Regions from separate parts of the Homo sapiens genome. Here region 1 is linked to region 2. The links are chromatin loops, found by intact Hi-C in ENCODE. Cell type or tissue: natural killer cell. All regions are shown on one strand. Each heading gives the region's core, and the rest is flanking DNA. Links, peaks and the distances in the headings are about the cores only.

Region 1 (4,406 bases), core at 226-4,225, 340 kb after region 2:
AAATAATTATAATGGAAGATGGAAGAGTTTAAGAGTTTAAGCTCTCTAAAACAAACATAGATGAGTTGCCCTGGAAATTTAGAGATGTCATGTGTAGATTGGGTTATTCAGTAAGTTTTGAGGGAATGCCATTTCTAAGACTCGAAACAATAGAATCTAGCCTAAACTGTTGTTTATCTATTCATCGATTCAAGAAGTATTCATTGAGTACCTATTTTGTACAAGAAACTTATACAAGAAGCTGGAGCTGAAACATTGAGGAAAATTAAACACGATTCCTGCTGTCATGGTGCATCAATGGGGGAAAAAGTTACGAATCAAAGAATCACACAATAATAGTACAAATACAACCATAAGTGCTATAAAGAAAAAACTCAAACAGCCCTGAAATTATGAGATAAAGAAATATGAAGCCTGCAAACAGATTTTCCAAATTTTTTAGATGAGGAAAGATCAAATCAAAGAGAATGACTTACTCAAGATCTCTCAACTAGTTAGAGTTGGAACTGAAATCCAGTACCCTTGAACTCTTACCTACTTCTTTCTTCAACAACAAATATCATGCTTTTAGGTGAAGTTATTCATTCTGGATTGAAATGATCCTAGGCCAATCATAGATCCTAGTAGAGATTTTATTCCCAAAAAACGCAACATCTCTCTCTCATGACCAATTAAAATAAATGCTTCAAAAATTATTTTAGTGAGAGTCTTCTTGCAGTAAGGTAGGAATGCCATTCAGCTAGAATAAGGAGGAGAAAATCTGTAATACATTTTTAGTACTAAATTAATGTCATTCCAAGTTATGCTGGCCAGATTCTTTGCCTTTCCTTGACAGACTGACAAAGAATGAAAACCAACCCAAATTATGCCTAGTAGAGGTCACTTGTGCCTTAACCGGACTCTTTGGTTGAAGTGTTGACATGTAGCAAATTTTGTAGAAACAAATGATCATTATGGAGAGCATGATAGTCAACACAAATAGCATGTAATTAGCATTTGTCATCACTGGCTTCTGGTAGAGTCATCTTAATAGACAATAAGCAATAAAGGTTGGTGTATTGAGACCAGTTCAGTTAATTAGTCCCTTGTTGTTCCTCAGAGACCACAGTAAGCTATTTTAATCTTTTATCTCTTCTTTTCAACAGATACTACTGCTCTCCATGGGCAGAGTCAGGGTCCCCTGTATTGTTTTTGGCATCTCACTTCCATGAGGCAAGCTCTAAAAATGTCTTTATAGTTTTACCACCTTCTTTGCAAAATATATTTTTTTATTGCATTTTTCATGCTCAAGGTATCCCAAAGCAATTTACTATGAGTTTCAAATCTGGATTGACGGTGGCTCAGTAAGCAATCATGTTAGCCATTATGCATTCAAGGCTAGCTTATACCCAGCCCTGAAATTAAAATCCAACTTGTCACAAGAGACAATATCTCCTGGGAAACTTATGTAATTTTCCTCTCTCTCTCTCTCTTTCTCTTTGTCTCTCTATCCCCCACCACCTCCTAACTCACCTGTCGAGCACTGACAGTTATCAGATGGATATAAAAGGATATGATATTTCTCTCTCTCACAGGGACATTTGATGATTGAAAAGTAAATTTGGAAAGTGCTTGAAGAATATTGGGAAAAATATCAATAGAAAGAACCAGATGAATGCAGCTTACAATGGGTCTGCTGTGTCAATGCCACCAATGCCTGCATTGCTGGGCTTGCTCCAAGAGGTCTACAGACTTGAAGTTGCTTCCCTCAAACACTCTATGCCCTGGGTTAATAAGCACTCTCTAAATCCCCTTTCATCACCTTTTACAATATGCATTGTATTTACCTGTTTACTTGTCTATATTTCTTATTAGATGGCAAACTCTGTAAAGGCAGCAACCTTGTCTAACTTGCTCATTACTGAACTCAGAGTAATTACAACGTTTCCTGACCTATGGTAGCTGCTAGGTGATTGTTAGTGAGAAGGAAGAAGAAGGAAAAGATGAAAGACAAAAGAAGGAGGCAAAAGTGGAAGAGAAGGAAGGAGAAGAAGCAAAGAGATACAGGTAAAATAGGATAGTTTCATGCACACATTGGAGTAAGATATGATTAGTCTGATTCAATGTAGACAATCTGGAATATTCAGGTTTTAGAGGATGACACATTTTTATGGTTTACTTTCTTAGTCTGTTTAGGCTGCTATAACCAAACACCATTGACTAGGTGGCTTATAAAGAACAGAAATGTATTTCTGACAGTTCTGAAAGCTGTTGAGTCCAAGATCAGGATGCCAGTAGACTCGGTATCTGATGAGGGCCTGCTTCCTTGTTCACAGATGGATTTTCTTCTTACTGTGATCTCACATAGGGGAAGGGGTAAGAGCGCCATCAAGGGTCTCTTTTATTCAGGGTACTAATCTCATTCATAAGGGCTCCACTCTCATTACCTAATCACCTCCCAGAAATTTCACCTCCAAATGCAGTAATATTGAGGATTAGGTTTCAACATACGAATTTAGGAAGAGGGGACATTCTGTCTGTAGTATTTACCTTCTTCCTAAGGCAGGAATGTCTTCTATCACAACGCTGATGAAAAATAATTCAGCCTTTGTCCAAAGTCCACAAACTTCCCAAAGTAGCCCTTAATATTTTTGATAATTCTTTATTATTGGAACATGTATCTCCAAAACGGCACAACCGATCTTCTGCAACTTATATGCATTTGCCTCAGTTTGTACATGTATCATTCATCAGAGTAACTTCTTTTTATGCATGAGAGCCTTTGGGTATTTGAAAGGTCTTCCTACATCTATCTTCATCACTGGCTTGGTCATTGTCTTTTGGGCATCCTCTGGTTCCTCTTGAGTATTGGCACCTGTCATTATAAAGAATACTGTATATGTACCCTCACCCTAGAGAGCATATGGCACTATCCTCTGTTCTAATCAGGCCCCTCTGCTTGTATTTGTGCAGCATCTCTTCTTCGGTTCCTTCCAAACTTGTGGTCCTCTAAAACATAAGATATTTTTTACATTAATTTTTGAAAACCCATGAATCCTATATTTTTATTTGCAACAGAGCATATTTTTGTTTTTGTTTCCGTTTTGTTTGTGTTCATTATTTTTTAAAAAGTAGAAAATTTACCTTGATACCACTTTTATTTTACGTTGCTTATTTGAGTTTATCATTTGTGATTATTGATTTTTTTTAAATGTACTGATTTGGTCTTTTGTTCATTGAGGATACCAATCAACATAAATTAGTCTTAGAAAAGGACAGGATATAGCCGGGCGCGGTGGCCCATGCCTGTAATCCCAGCTCTTTGGGAGGCCAAGGTAGGTAGATCACAAGGTCAAGAGATCGAGACCATCCTGGCCAACATGGTGAAACTCTGTCTCTACTAAAAAATGCAAAAATTAGCTGTGCCTGTAGTCCCACTTACTCAGAAGGCTGAGGCAGGAGAATCACTTGAACCTGGAAGGCAGAGGTTGCAGTGAGCCGAGATCACGCCACTGCCCTCCGGCCTGGAGACAGGGTGAGACTCCATCTCAAATAAATAAATAAATAGAAAAAGACAGGATATAAATAAAATAATCAAAATTCTGGACTTTAAAGATACAGCATTGAATAAGATAAAGTGTCTGCCATAAGAAAAAAATTATAGACTAACAGACCAAAAAAAAAACCATAAATGTAATCAAAATATGGGGCTATATGTGAGTACAAAAATAGAGACATACCCAGACACTAAGAAAGTACTGAGAAAATAAATATAAATCAACTACAGGTGGAAGAAGAGAAGACTTCCTGGAGGAAGTGAGAATTTTGAAAGACCTATAGGAGTTAACTAGAAGAAAAAAAAAGGACAAGGATATTTTAGGTCAAATATGACATAGGAAATAGCTTGGAAGCATGAGAGCAAAAGAAATATTCTCTCATCTGTTGTATTACCTGTCCCTTTCGTCTTGGTCTCTGTAGCAACTTTGAAAAACATGCACTCTGTGATAGTTCATTTTAGTTGTTAACTTGATTGGGTTAACGGATATCCAGATAGCTAGGAAACATTATTTCTGAGTATGTCTGTGTGGGTGTTTCCAGAAGAGTTTAGTATTTTAATGAGTAGACTAAAAAGATTACCCTCACCAATGTGGGAGGGCATCATCCAGTCCATCGAGAACCCAAATGGAGCAAACGGGTAGAGAAAGAGCAAATTTATTCTCTCTTCTGGAACTGTGACATCCATCTTCTCCTGCCTAGAACATCAGAATTCCAGATTCTCTGGCCCGTGGACTCCAGGACTTGCACCAGCAGTCCCTCCTCCCCCATCCTCCAGTTGTCAGGCCTTCAGTTTCAGATTGGGAGTCACACCATTGGCTCCCTTGGCTTCTCAGGCCTTCAGACTCCAGCTGAATTGCACCACCAGCTTT
Region 2 (4,406 bases), core at 142-4,141:
GATCAGCATGCTGCCTGGTGTTAATAATTGTATTCCAAAGGACAGAGACTAAAGCTGGATTCCAACATGAGACAGTCCTTGGCTGAAAAGAGCCAGAGAAGCAAGCCAAATCTGAGCCCATCAGCTTCTGGCAAGCCAGTAAGCAATATCAAACCACAGGTCCTGTTGCAAAATGTAATCGAGATTTTAGAGCCAAGAGTTCACAGTAGAGTAGAGACAGGGTTTGAGAGGCAGCAGGTGAGATATAAGCAAGGAAGATCTAGGGGGCTTGCCATGAGTGACTTAGGGTATCTCCAGCTTGTCACTATTCATTGATTAGTGTGTGACACTTGAGTATTTGGGTTCCCTTAAAGGGTCAGAGCCAGTTTGTTGCATAGCACAGGCAACATGCTATCCTCATCTTATGGTAAACCTTTAAGTCTAAATGGTGTGGGGATAAATTCAAGTTCTATACAAACTTGTTAATTCCAAGATATTTGATCTGAGGGATATGGCTCATGATGCATTTTTTAAATTTCTGGGAAGATATGGTTTTTATTTTTAGTTGAAAGTCTTGTCCATCAAGGAGAGTAATGCAACATTACTGGAGAGATTTCCAGAAGCCAAACCTATTCTGAAGCTGGCAGGGGGTTACCTTTGATGCTCTCTAGGTAGTGTAGTAGAGTGGTTTAAAGCATGAATTCTGGAACTAGTATGCCCAACTTTGAATCTCAATTTTGCCCGCTACTAACTGTGTGTAAATTTAAATAAGTTTTCTAACCTCTTCATGCCCCAATTTTCACATCAGAAAAGTGAGAATAATAATTGTACCTATGTCGTGGTGTTACTATGAGAATATAATGAATGAACACAAGTAAAGTTCTTAGAACAGAGCCTAGCACATAGTAAGTATCTCTTAAGTGTTGGCTATTACTATTATTCACTTGTAGGCACTTGGGCATTTTAAGTGAAACCTAGGCTTTTGGTTTTCAAACATTTTAAAAACAGCAAACTCTTTTTTAAAATTCAAACTTTCATGGGAAATTCAACATGTGAAATAAACAAACATGGTTCTTCTCCACTTGATACAGGAGATGGGGATACCCCAAACCCTGCCCACTCATCCCTCTGTAAAACTTCACAGAATTCAAAGGCCATGAAGAGCGCAGCTTGAAAATTATAAATAAGAATTGTTCAGACCCTCCTTGCTAGTGGGAAATGTGCTGTCATCTATTGGACTATTATTAGCTCTAGAAATGGAAGCTACAATGCCTGGGTTAGTCTTAGACTCTTGGTGATGGACCTAGGACAGAATGGAACTCAAGTGACATGTGGCTATACTCAACTCATATTGTAGTTGTGTACCACAAATAACCACCCACTACATAATTCCTTTCAAAATATGGCAAAGTACTTTTGCCAAAAGTTAGTATAGGAGGGAGGATTGACCTTGATTTTCAGGAGAGTACAGACACACACACGCACACACACACACTGTGGCTTATTGATGAGATTGGCATGTGAACAGCATATCCATGCTGAGAACATGGGTAAGATATTTCCCCATGAACACATACATCTCTAATGCATACCCCCAAAATACAGTTCATATTTTACAAGATTTGTGCTTTGCCAATGAAATATCAAGGTGTCAATGTTAGATTTCTCTATTTATTCGTAAAGTAGTAATAAATACCCTGTTGGGCACTGAGAATACAAAGATGATGAGAATCGTTTGCTCTCAAAGAATTCATTCTCATAGGAAGAGACACATAAATATAATACATATTTACAATTTGATGTAGTAAATGATAAAGAAGCTATAGAACACAGAAAAAGGATAAACCATGGGAAGAAGTAGGGAAATCTTCATGGAGGAGAAGTCATGGATGGTGGGAGCAAGAAACTGAGTAGAATTTTGCCAGGTGAAGAAAACAAAAGCTGGGAGATACTTCACTGATAGAATAGCACATACTATCCCATATGTGTGCAAAACATATGGCATACATGGGAAACTGTGAATTGTTTGGAGGTCAGGGTCCTTGGGATTGTAAGAGTTAAGGCTGTAGATGGAAACTAATGGGGTTCACCAAATAATTTGACTTTATTTTGAACGGCAGGGAAATACTGAAGGAATTTAAACCAATTAATGATGTGATTAGACCCAGAAGTGGTAGAAAGAAATAATGGATGTGCAGCAGTAAGGGGCTTGGAGATCTGTTGAGAAGCTCTTGGAATGTAGTAAAGGGGATGTGTCAGACAAGACAGAACAGAGGTTGCTAAGCCAGATAGTATCCAGTGTTGCATTTTGCATTGCTTGTACAGTGTTAGCTCATACAATGTTCTTAAAAATTCAAATTGTTGCCATATGATCAGATTTTTCATAAAAATCTGGATTTCCATAATTTTTTGCAAAATTAGAAGATGGCATGCAAACAGTTGGCTGGCGTTAGTAACAGTTGTTCCCCATAGATGTAGTGTGCATTTTCCTGGTTACTACAGTCCCCAGCTCTCCCTCTTGTGTCTGTAACACTGGAGCAAAGTGTCAGTAGTCATATACCATTGCACATTTATGTCAGCAGAGGGCATCTTCACAAACGGAGTCTCTCCTGAACCTATAATCAGTTGCTGTCCTTACTGGAATTCACTTTCTAATGAATTGGGGGAGATGGTTCTCCCTACTGAAAACTATAGCATTTCCTTGGGATCTCTTGATTTTCAATGCATCCGTGAGTTTTGCTTCCTTAAGTATGGCTTAACTCTGATGTTGAAGTCGTTTGTGTTGGATGTAAGGGACCTTCTTGTAAAAAGGTATTGCATTTCCCATTGCGTAGCAAATTAAGCAATAGATGAGTGCTTATAGCAGGCCAGCTGCAGATCTACGCACCATGGGGGATACCAGAGATATGAGACGAATTACCATCTGTATTAGTCCAGTTTGCCCTGCCATAAAGGAGTACCTGAGATTCAATAATTTATTTTAAAAAGAGGTTTATTTAGCTCACAGTTCTGTAGGCTGTACAAGAAGCATGGTGCCAGCATCTGGAAGTTTTCAATCATAGTGGAAGGCGAAGGGGGAGCCAGCATGTCACATGGCAAGACAGCAAGTAAGAGAGAGAAGAGGTGGGAGGGAGGTCCCAGGCTCTTTTTAACAACCAGATCTCCTATAATGTAATAGAGCCAGAACTCACTCATTACTGCAGGGAGGGCACCAAACCATTCATGAGGGATCTACCCCCATGACCCAAACACCTTCCCCTAGGCCCCACCTCCAACAATGAGGATCACATTTCAACATGAGATTTGGAGGGGACAAATATCTGAACTATATCACCATCCCTCACAGAAATTCACAATCTAATTAGAAGGCATTTCCATTCTACTAGCTGAAGCTACCTCTTACTTGTCAGTCTTGCACCTCCGCACTCTTGATAAATGCTTTCTAATCAGCAGAGTACCATCTAGTTCACTGAAGCAACTATGCCCAATGGCACCCTGAGACCTAAAAAAGTTTCTATAGCTCTGAAAGGGGTGGAAGCTGCAAGTGGAGAGCAGCAACTGAACTGGATCAGTGTAATCTATTCACACTTGGACTACTCTGTTTTTTGCAGCATACCAGGGTGTTTGTTGTAAATGGGATGGAGGGGGTATTCCTTTGAGCCTGTGGGAAGTTTGAGCAGCAAGCAACCAGTCACATATCCCTGTGAGCAAGATCAGAATTGCTAAGTTTAAAAAAAAATTATCTGTCTTCTAAATTATGGTTTTAGAAGATGATACAACAAGTTGTTAGTGTCTTGTTTTTCCTAATGTTCTACAAATTTATACATCTTCTGAGAATACAAATACTCTCACCAGAAATAAGAATAAATTATGGCAATAAATCTATTATATAGTGACCTAATAAGAAAAGTGATAACCTCTTAAAATGTCACACAGAGGCATTTAATTTGCATTTCAAAGGCAGTTACTGTGAGTAATTATAACTTAATTAAATATTGATTATTCTAAGAGCTCTGTTGTGATTTAGGATTTATGCAGAGTAGAGTAAATCTGGGTGGTTTGAAATAAACTCAAAATGACATTAGTAACTACTGTGTAATTACATTTTATGGTTATTAAATGTGACTAAACAGGCTAAATATTTATGACGAACAAGTCAAATATTACGATAAGATATCAACATTGGTTTTTCGGTACCTACTCTTATTATATGTCTATTTTGCCAAGTAGCTACTAAATGTTTAAACTTTCCTAAATTTTGCATTTTTTTTTTAACTATCAGCTTACTCTCAGTTCTTTCCGTGAATGTTGAAATATTTAGAAGAGAAATTTAATGTATTTTTGGGTACTGTATTAGTCAGGGTTCTCCAGAGAGACAGGACTAACAGGATAGATGTATATATGAAGGGGAGTTTATTAAGGAGTAT

The links. Hi-C counts contacts between places; a loop is a spot of excess contacts. Peaks named below come from ENCODE experiments on the same cell type or tissue, not always from the same donor. Only the 100,000 strongest peaks of a DNase experiment are listed, where the experiment ranks them.
Region 1: it touches region 2 in a loop (2.4-fold over the local background); 7 of 110 quality-filtered maps call a loop at or near these places.

The regions. Positions count from the first base shown.
Region 1 is chr9:8,181,463-8,185,868 of GRCh38, forward strand. No RefSeq gene overlaps it. Among named protein-coding and RNA genes, the nearest start is that of DMAC1, 380 kb to the left of the region's middle. In natural killer cell, for the core only: no CTCF peak of the experiment used is centred there; a DNase peak (open chromatin) is centred at 2,349.
Region 2 is chr9:7,841,929-7,846,334 of GRCh38, forward strand. No RefSeq gene overlaps it. Among named protein-coding and RNA genes, the nearest start is that of DMAC1, 44 kb to the left of the region's middle. In natural killer cell, for the core only: CTCF peaks have their summits at 2,562 and 2,767; a DNase peak (open chromatin) is centred at 2,553.